Linked DNA regions of Homo sapiens: region 1 is linked to region 2. Evidence: chromatin loops called from intact Hi-C (ENCODE). Cell type or tissue: IMR-90. All regions are shown on one strand. Each heading gives the region's core, and the rest is flanking DNA. Links, peaks and the distances in the headings are about the cores only. Region 1 overlaps MLLT10 (MLLT10 histone lysine methyltransferase DOT1L cofactor). Region 2 overlaps MLLT10 (MLLT10 histone lysine methyltransferase DOT1L cofactor).

Region 1 (5,383 bases), core at 263-5,262, 93 kb after region 2:
GTTAGAAAATGAGCTGATTCAAGGTCTGGGGCAGAAAAGAAGACAAGATAAGCCTACAGCATCTGTTTTACTAGAAATTAAGGAAATTTTTATAAACTGTTGAAAAATTTCAAAAGGGCACAAGTGCCAAGTTGAAGGACTCCCATTGGCCAAATGTGGGACAATCTGAGCATTAAGATGAATAATAACAGGAATTACGTAACACAGTGAACTTAAAAAAATAAACTTGAGTCTACTCGATACTGGAGAGATTAGTGAATGGATGGATGTTTGGATGGACAGATGAAGTTCTTCATAACCAAAGCATGCCAAGAAATAAATATGGAAGCATTGATAGAAACAGAAAATCATCACATTATTACCACCAAAGTTACAACAGATTCAGGCAAAGATCATCAATGGATATATTAAACACACTGCATGAAAGACTATTGGGGAACAGAAATTTCAAAGCCTCAAGTAATATCTCACAGGGAAATGAAAGCTTCACAGTAGATCTGGTAGACGACACCTTAACCAAGGGATCAAATTTAGTATCACGGATGATGGGATAAACTAATATCATATGTCCCTTGATACAATGCACTGAGAACAAGACATCATCTACGTGGTATTTCCATCAAATATGCTTAACATGAATCTTTTCAGGAGGAAACAAATCAGACAAATCCCAGCTGAGCAACACTGCAAAACAACTAGTCTGAACTCAAGAAAATGTCAATGTCATGAAAGGTAGAAAATCCTGGTAACTGTTTTATTTTTTGAGACTGAGTCTCGCTGTGTCACCCAGGCTGGGTGTGATCTCGGCTCCCTGAAACCCCTGCCTCCTGGGTTCAAGTGATTCTCCTGCCTGAACCTCCCAAGTAGCTGGGATTACAGGCACGAGCCACGTCACTCGGCTAGTTTTTGTATTTTTAGTAGTGATTGGATTTCACCATATTGGCCAGGCTGGTCTCGAACTCCTGACCTCAAGTGATCCACCCACCTTGGCTTCCCAAAGTGCTGGGACTATTTTAGATTAAAGGAGACTAAAGAGACAACAACTAAATGCAACGTTTGATACTTGACTTCTACATCAATTTCTTCTTAAACTGGCTATCAATTAGGACATTGCTCGAACAACGAGATGCTTGGTTATGGATTATATGTTTTTTAATAGTATTATATTAATGTTAAATTTCCTAAGCTAATTACATTGTGGCTATATAGAATCAACTTCTTAGGTGATACATTCCTAACTGTGTAGAGAGGAAGCATCACAATGTGAAAAACTAATTCTCAAATGAATCCATAATAATTTTTTTGAGACAGGGTCTCTGTCATCCAGGCAGGAGTGCGGTGGCACAATCTCAGCTTTTGTGGCCTCGACTTCCTGGGCTCAAGCAATCCTCCCACCTCAGCCTCCTAAGTAGCTGGGACTACTAGAAGTGCATACCACCATGCCCAGCTTATTTTTATATTTTTTGTAGAGATGGCTTCTTGCCATGTTGCCCAGGCTGGTCTCCAACTCTTAGACCCGCCTTGGCCTCCCAAAGAGCTGGGATTACATGCATAAGCCACTATGCCTGGCCTAAAAATCTCCTAACCAAAACTGGGAATACACTATGTATCTTTCACTTATATTAAAAACATCTTTGCACTTCATTAGTCTTCTAAATCATGATTCTAAATCATAAGTGTTACAATAATAATGTTGGTTAATAACTAAGATGCTCCTGTGTTTTCTGTCTAAACAACCAGGTTTTCAGTTAATATGTGCCAGGACATTTTACATGTACTAACTAATTTAGTTTTAAAAACTCTATGAGGTAAGCACTAAAATCAACTTGATGCAGATGAAGAAACTGAGACACAACATAATGCCCCATTTTTACAGATGTGCCATAATTTATTCATCTGTTACGGGCAATTTACATGGTTTCTAAATATGAGCTACCATAGTGATGAACAATCATATACACATCTTTTAACTGTATATGCAACACCTGAAAGAGTTAAAAGGAACTCTAAGTTCTTTGACATGCCATGTTTAATAGATCCTAAGAGATTTATTTATTTAAATAAATCTCTAAAATCAGGTTATGTATTATAATACTGCTGTGTCATAGTTTACTTGGCATGATTTTTTCTTAGTGGCACATAAAATGAAGGTGCATCCTACAATCAGTAGGAGATTAGATTATATACCACAGTTAAATGGCTTCTCAGATAAGTCAGATCTATCTACTATAACACTCTCACTGCTTATAGCTACATTTCTGAAAAAATACAAAAGAGAGGCCATAGAAAGGAGCAGAAAAGTTTTAAAAAATAAACCGGATTCTACTGGTGTTATGCCCCCAAATACAAAACTTTAAACAAACTGTTCAATATTGATTGTGACTCTCCAGATTTTTAAATTCTGTTTTCCCAAGGATTGAGCATGGTGTCTCGAATTGAGTAGACGCTTTGTAAACATTTATCAAATCTAATTAAACCTTCATGTCCCTAATTCTTCATCTATAAAAATGGAAATGAAAACTAGGTCATTTGCCACAGGTGATAAATACATTAATAAATATTTATATTATTAATGGAAAACAATAGGCTATCATTACTTCATCTCCATGATGCTATAATTAGATAGCTGGAATAAAATTCTAAACACCTACATGAATTAAACATGAGTCTTTGCATTACATGCAATCTCAACCTTACAAGTTGCAAAAAATAACTCTATTAAATAAAGTTAATCCTCAGCCAATTCAGTTAGCCATAACATTCTATTTCATGGACATGCCAATTAATTGATGCACACTATATTACTGTTTGTCTTCAACATCTGAATTCAAGCTAAATTTCAAAAAGACTATTCACATCTACTTTCACTTTTTATCTTCTTTTAACAAGTTATTTATTTAAGCAAGCAGGTCTTCAAAATTTATTCTCCCAAATACTACTCAGTTAAATAATAGCTTCCTGGAACAGAACAGAGGATTGATAAGGCATATTCTGTATTAGCATTCTTTTGAGAACATGTGAAAACTTCACCATTTGTACTAAAACCAAAAAAAAAAAAAAACCAAAAAAAAAACTCTTCAAGTTGTAATACAGATTTATCTAACTTTCAAAGGGGATATGATTCTTACCTCTGATATCGTTTGGCTCTGTGTCCTCACCTAAATCTCATGTTGAACTGTAATCTGCAAGTGTTGGGGGGGGAACCTGATGGTGGGGTGACTGAATCATGGGGGCAGACTTCCCCCTTGCTGTTCTCCTGATAAGAGTTCTCACCAGATCTGGTTGTTTGAAAGTATGTAGCAGTTTCAAACTTTCCCTCTTCATTTTCTCTCTCCTGCTCCACCATGGTAAAGATGTGTTTATTTCCTCGTCGCCTTCTGACATGATTGTAAGTTTCCTGAGGCCTCCCAGCCATGCTTCCTGTACAGCCTGCAGAACTGTGGGTCAACTAAATCTCTTTTCTTCCTACTAAATTACTCATTCTCATTTATAGCAGTGTGAGAATGGACTAATACAGCCTCCAGTAAAGGCAGAAAGATGTATTTAAAAAAAAAAAAAATTCCAGGGACTTCGTAGTCAGACATAGTTCATCTTAAATTCCAGCTCTATCATTTATTAATAGGTGTCTCTTTATCTCTTCGTCTGCCCATTACTTTTCTTTTTTTTTTTTTTTTTTTTTTGAGACGGAGTCTTGCTCTGTTGCCCAGGCTGGAGTGCAGTGGCACCATCTCGGCTCACTACAAGCTCCGCCTCCCAGGTTGACGCCATTCTCCTGCCTCAGCCTTCCGAGTAGCTGGGACTACAGGCGCCCGCCACCATGCCCGACTAATTTTTTTTTGTATTTTTTAGTAGAGACAGGGTTTCACCATGTTAGCCAGGATGGTCTCGATCTCCTGACCTTGTGATCCGCCCACCTCGGCCTCCCCAAGTGCTGGGATTACAGGCTTGAGCCACCGCGCCCGACGTACTTTTCTTTAGGCAACTCTTTCCTGCTACATGTGATCTTGGTAAGACCTTGAACCACAGTATCCCAACATCCCTGGACCACAAGAGTGGGTGGGTGTGCTAGCGAGTTAAGGCCAACTGTATGAACAACTCGCACAGTCCTCAAATATTCTCAATTTCAATGGCTTTCATTCAGACTCTCCTTCAGTATGCCTAAAACCACATCTTGGTGTCAAAAACTACAAAGAGTCTAAGATCTTACTGTACTTGTAAAGTGACAAGTTAGTTCACCACAGTTTCATAGATGCTGGTAGAAGATGACACAAGACTCCTGCATTGGACACAGAGGACTTTAATACTCGTGGCAATAGCAAAAGCCAGACTGTTAGCATTTGCCTAAGTTCCCCATTCTGACAGGGTGACCTGGGGCAAGATGACATTTATACACACAGTGGACTGAATTACAGGAGAAATTTGAATGATAGTGCCTCTGTTTTCCAAGGCTGTTTGCTTGCTATATAAACAACATAAACAACCTTGAAAAGAACAAAGGCAGTCAGGGCTGCCACTCACAAGATGTGTATAAATGTGAGAACCATGGAGAACTGTCTTCCAACACCTGGAAGCTGCCATCACCCAACATATCCCAATGAAATATTAAACCACAATGATCTACTCTTTCTTCATAACCTTGCAGTTAATTCACACTCTTACTATACTTATTCTTGAACCTTACTGAGCCCTCTAGGCCCATGCTCCAATATCTCCTGTAACTCTATGTTCCAGCCCTTCCCTAGTTCCACTACATCTATTATCCCACCTCAATCTCATGATCCATTATTTTAAACACTTTTGAAAATAACGCACTTGGCCTCCTTATTTGTATACCCAATCTGCCTAGCAATATCTCTGATAGGGTTCAACCCACATCTAGTTTCTTTGCTCTACTACCCAGGTGACCTAGTTATTCACCTACATGCTTCTCTTCTTTCTTCCCCACCAAAACAGAAGAAGACATAGTATCATTTTTCCTGCCTCCTCCCTTTTGTCTTCAAATCTGAGATTCTTTTTTAATTTTTTGTTTTAAGAGATGAGGTCTCATTCTGTTGTCAAGGCTAGAATGCAATGGCATGATCATAGCTCACTGCAGCCTTTAACTCCTGATCTCAAGAGATACTCCCACATCAGCGCTCCAGCAGCTGGGACTATACACGCAAGCCCAGCAAATCTGAGATTCTTAAGAGTTAAGTACTCTCACTACCTGTACTTCCTCACACCCACTTTATCTACCAATAAATATATTGAAACTCTACATTGAAACTCCTCTTCAATGACTTCCTTGGTGCTAAATCCAAAGAACATAACATTTATCCTTCTACTACTCAACCTACTCTTTTATTTCCTCTGTAGACTCCACCCTTCCCCACTATTGACAATG
Region 2 (5,383 bases), core at 240-5,239:
GTGGCGAGAGACTTCCTCGGGGTGAGCTTCCTCTGCCAACTAGGTTGCGGCTATTGTCTCCAAGATCTTGATCTGTAGTGTAAATATTTCAGAGCTGATAAAGTGACTCTCACTAGATAAGAGGTTTTAAACTCTTGCCCTGATTTTTCCTAAAACATACATTAAACCTTTACCACTATCTTTGCAGTTCCCACGAAAATAGAAGATCTAGCATGTTGCTAGTTCAGAATTGCTGAACTGTGGCATGTAAGGCGTTGTCCCTACACGTTTTTGTGGGTGTAGAAGGCCATGGATTATGTTCTGTTCTTTCATTCCTTTCAATTTTACAGCACAGAAGCGTGGTTTGCATTTGCTGTACCCTCCCCTCAGCCACTTTTAATTTCTACGGTTAAAGTAATGAATCACAGCTGTGGACAGCTAATCTGTATGCTTATCACAGCAAATCCGTATGCTTTGTATTTTTTAACACTTTGCATCCCAAGACAAGCCATAAAACACATTTACATAGAGCTGCACACCAAGACTAAAATTATGGTGTTAGACACTAGAGCCTTACACCAAGAATAAAATTACATAAAACACTAAATTTCCAAATTGACAAAAACAAGTAGGAATACAGAATCCTGAATTTTAAAGAAAAAAATTAACTTTTCAAAATATTCCTTAGGTAATATCATATATCTCTGCTTGGAAAGTAACTTGTATTTCCCCTGCAGTTAGTTCCTTATAAAAATCACCTTATCTGGCCTCTTTCAAGGTTGTCCTCCCCTTATTCTGAGTCAGGTAACCTCTGACCCTTAAACGGTAAAGACAGACTGATCCATTCTTGGTGAACTGCTAAATCCATTCCCTTCCCCCAAACAGGCATGACTACTTGGACATGTCAACCAATCCTTAAGGATGCAATGAAACAAAGCAAATCCAGTGGCTCATTAAGACAGTACAAGAGACAAATGCGACAAAACGTCAACTGGTGAACATTCACAGGATTACTAAACACTGCAGAAATTCTCTAACAGGATTTTTTTAACCAAGTTTGTGTAATACAATTTCATGAATTATGCAAATAAAGGTTTAGGCTATTCACAGAAAAGCCCAGTGTTATGTTACTTTCATTGCATAGAACTGAGAACTGAACACATCAATCACAAAAGTCACAGGAGACACTGCTGCATTCCTGCTTGCTGATGGCTCTGTTGAAACATTTCCATTTCAGACAATAAAAAAAAAAAAAAAAAAAAAAAAAGGACATTGCTATTTTGCAGCACAGCATACTATTTACTTCCAACTGTGATTCTTTTTTATTGTAAATTGACAGTTTGTAATTATATAAATTTGGAGTACAAATTGATGTTATGATATATGAATGTAATGTGGAATAATAAAATCAAGCTAGTTAACATAACCAGCACCTGAAATATTTAACATTTTCCAACTGTGAATATTTTTTTAAAGTACAAATCCTCTACTAACCACATCCCTGCATGTTTTCAAATAAAATGAACCAAAAGGGGAAAAAAATTAAAGTAGGTGAGAGTAGGGTTTTAGAGTTAGTAATTCTTGAAAACTTACCTGTTTGATTGTTTTCAGACTGAGCTATAAGAGCTGCCATTGATGAATTTGATCTATTGCCATACATATGAGATGGTGCCTGACTGAGAGAAGATCCAGATAGAGTATTTGCCTAAATGGAAAAAATTACAATGATAAATGAATTATATGTGAAAATATATTAAAAGTTTTCCCTTCTAATAGATCTAGTAATTATATTCTCCAACCTAAGAATATAAGCAAAATTTGTGACCTTCTGAAAAGCAAATTTCGTTCTTACTTGTTTTACCATTCAACATGTCAATTTTTTAAAAGTTACATAACTAGGCCGGGCGCGGTGGCTCACGCCTGTAATCCCAGCACTTTGGGAGGCTGACGTGGGCAGATCACGAGATCAGGAGATCGAGACCATCCTGGGTAACATGGTGAAACCCCCGTCTCTACTAAAAATACAAAAAATTAGCCGTGCATGGTGGCGGGCGCCTGTAGTCCCAGCTACTCGGGAGGCTGAGGCAGGAGAATGGCGTGAACCCAGGAGGTGGAGCTTGCAGTGAGAGGAGATCACGCCACTGCACTCCAGCCTGGGCGACAGAGCGAGACTCCGTCTCAAAAAAAAAAAAAAAAGTTACGTAACTACAATTTTTTTTTTTTTTTTTTTGAGAAAGAGTTTCACTCTTACCCAGGCTGGAGTGCAATGGCGCGTTCTCGGCTCACTGCAACCTCCGCCTCTAGGGTTCAAGCAATTCTGCCTCAGACTTCCCAGTGGCTGGGATTACAGGAGGCGCCCGCCACCACGCCCAGCTAAATTTTTTGTATTTTTAGTACAGACGGAGTTTCACCATGTTGGCCAGGTTAGTCTCAAACTCCTGACCTCAGGTGATCCACCCGCCTCGGCCTCCCAAAGAGCTGGGATTATAGGCGTGAGCCACCGCGCCTGGCCATAACTACAAATTTTTAAAAAAGAAGAACTGGCACGTTGGAAGGTAACTATTCCTGCTTTTAATTTTCAACATATCTAGCTGATACCAAACCCCAGTGGCACAGCAACCATGTGGACATGAGACTAATTAATCTTATTAAGCCATCTGAAACATAAAAGCAGGAAGACAACAGGTATCTAACCAAATGCTTCAATCTCTCATATCACAAGCTGGCTAAGGAGGTCAAAAGTCCAACTTTTACTTCTAGTATTTTAGCTACAGGGAGCTGTATTTCCATTGCTTAACTCTGTCATTAGTAAAACCTGCACACTATTTTGTTACTTCCTATTTTGATAGACTTGGAAGCCTGCTGCTTTTTCTGTTTTGTTTTGTTTTTATTTTAAAAGAAAGCAAACAGGCATCCCAAGTATGTTTTCTATACAATGCAGGACTCAACGAATCACAGCTTTGCCCTGACCCCATATAAGGCACTGTCTTTTTGGCAGCAAGCCAGCTCTACTAACTGAAGAGCTCGTCCAAAGTTTGTAATTCATTCATGTTGCTAACCACAATTCTGAAGGCCTCACTGGGACCTGTGCCAAACAAGCGAAAATGAACCCTTAAACAGATGAAGCTAAGGAGGCTGGCCAAAGTATTGCGTAATCCACTGTAATAAAAATGCTTTCTTTGATGTGCATGCTCTCTCCCACTTTCCAAGAATATTATGACCTTAAAATTTGACATTTTGGAGGCAAATCTCTTGTATACAAAATGCTGTTACTCACAGAAGACTCTCAGTGGCCTGAAATAATTCTCAGATTTAACAGAACCACAAATGTTAAAGTAGAATTGTTCTTCTTTTTCATGAATGAAATCAAACTGAAGCTTTTATAAACTAAAATCATTGCAGTTATTTCAGAACAAAACTCTTGAAAATATCGGCAAAGAACTAAAGCACTTCTATCGTAAAGAAGCTGAATAACAAGAACAAAAGATGGGGGACATTTGGATATGTATAACTGCACACAAGAGACTAAGACAACACAGTAGTTGTAAGCAAAATAACACAGAGAAGAAGCTGTATTTCTGGACAGACTCACATCATGACATTGCATCTTGGCCTTCAGCCCACTTACAAAGCATGAAAATGTGCGTTTATGGTTCACGGAAACAGTTTCTGGGATGTACCATCCTTGCTTTCTATTATCTCAAAGCGTGTATTTTATAGTTCACACTTTAATGTGTAAATTAAATCTGTCAATTTCTGGGTTTTGTTTTTCCTCTTATTAAAAATATGCAGACAAAGTCAGTAAGTTGGTACTCTTCAGTCCTGTTTAACAATCAACTGTCCCTCGGGAAAAGGTAAGTTATAACTTCAACATGAAGATCGTGCTGTTCACTTACCATGTATTTAGTAGTAGAGGGCACATAAAACACACAATTCATAAACAGAGATACAGTTAAGATTTTTTTCTCTCTCCAGAAGTCAATTCTTTGGGAATCTTAGCTATTAATAAAACAATATAGAATAAGAAAAATACAAACAATTCAACAGAAAAAACAGATATTACCAGTCCCATCTGTTGACGTCTCAGATCCTAATACTTAAAAATAGCTTTTGTAGAGCCAATTTACTCTTACTGTAGATACAATTCTAAAAAAGATCCACTACACATTTAATAGATTAGAAATGGAAAATTAATTAGAAGGAGGAAGAAACAGTCTTATCTCGAGACAGTCTGTTGACACCAAGAAGTAACAGCTGACCACAGGACAGGGCAGAGAAAAATAGGACCAACAGAGAAAACACAGTACAGAATGCGGATACGGTGGTCCTCCAAGAAGACACTGAGGATAGCATTCTCATTTTAGTTTATTATTAACTTTATAAAGTGTACTTCTAGATGCCTTAGCACTTCCAAAGCAAGGAAACACTCCCAGCCTTTTGACTCTCGTTCATGCAGTCATCTATGTGACATATCAATATATCACTTGGAATACCTTTTTGCTTTCAATTATCAGTCTCATCACTTGCCTTAGATAAGAATCCAAAGATCCAACTCTCACTAGAACTAGAAATATACTCTTTTTTAGGAAGGGTTCCTTCTGCCAAGGGCTTTATATTAATATTTATCCTTATTAGCTTCAAATTTCAGAGGGGTGGCATTTTCTTGATCTAGTCTCTGAATTATCTTAGTTTCCCTATCTATTAGATCTATATATACTAAAGATCAAAATAGAAAGGAGTATGGCACAACAACTAATTTGCATAATGATGATCATCAAAAAAAGATAAAGTATCTTTAGCGTATGCTAAAGAAGGAAAGTATCTATTTTTAAAAGATGGCTGGCAAAAGTTGATACAATAAATGAAAGTATTATTGGAAATGACCAATTTCCCAAACGGGTTAGCTAAAATTAATGTGGTAGTTGTTTTTCTAGTAAAGGCATTTATCTAAACAAGAGACTTTCAAAAGAGAAATTAAAAGTTATTAATTTTACCAGATAGAGTCATTTTGGTGTATAAAAACATCTACTACATTCCATATTAATTTCTGCTGGGAAACTGAAATCATGAACGTCATCATTTTAAGGTTGGTAAGATGAGATACCAAAGACTACACAAATGACTGTCACTGCTTAGCCTACATTTCTTAACTGATGTTTGGAACAGTTAATACTGGGACCCTTGATGAGTCTTTCGGAAAGACTGGGTACCTCCAAGCCAAGAAACCCCCACCTTTTAGTGGAAAGATCCCACAGCTTATTAGCACTGAAGATGCAGAAGAGGAAGACGGCTTACTGAAGAGAGCACACACAGTGTCTGGCGTTTCATAGACTCAAAAACCTTTGCTGCCATTAATAAGCAAAAGCATTAAGATTCAGGGGAAAGGAAGAAAGTCCATGTTAAC

Evidence for each region. Peaks named below come from ENCODE experiments on the same cell type or tissue, not always from the same donor. Only the 100,000 strongest peaks of a DNase experiment are listed, where the experiment ranks them.
Region 1: it touches region 2 in a loop (2.1-fold over the local background); 2 of 110 quality-filtered maps call a loop at or near these places.

The regions. Positions count from the first base shown.
Region 1 is chr10:21,629,611-21,634,993 of GRCh38, reverse strand. All of the region lies in intron 8 of MLLT10 (MLLT10 histone lysine methyltransferase DOT1L cofactor), which reads right to left. Among named protein-coding and RNA genes, the nearest start is that of MLLT10, 98 kb to the right of the region's middle. In IMR-90, for the core only: no CTCF peak of the experiment used is centred there; no DNase peak of the experiment used is centred there.
Region 2 is chr10:21,722,545-21,727,927 of GRCh38, reverse strand. It overlaps MLLT10 (MLLT10 histone lysine methyltransferase DOT1L cofactor), which reads right to left. Exons shown (of 23, transcript NM_001195626.3): 15 at 1,573-1,684; 16 at 1-72. LOC107984214 (a long non-coding RNA gene) reads left to right here. Exons shown (of 2, transcript XR_001747388.2): 2 at 865-1,405. Among named protein-coding and RNA genes, the nearest start is that of MLLT10, 190 kb to the right of the region's middle. RefSeq lists an enhancer at 905-1,406. In IMR-90, for the core only: no CTCF peak of the experiment used is centred there; a DNase peak (open chromatin) is centred at 3,057.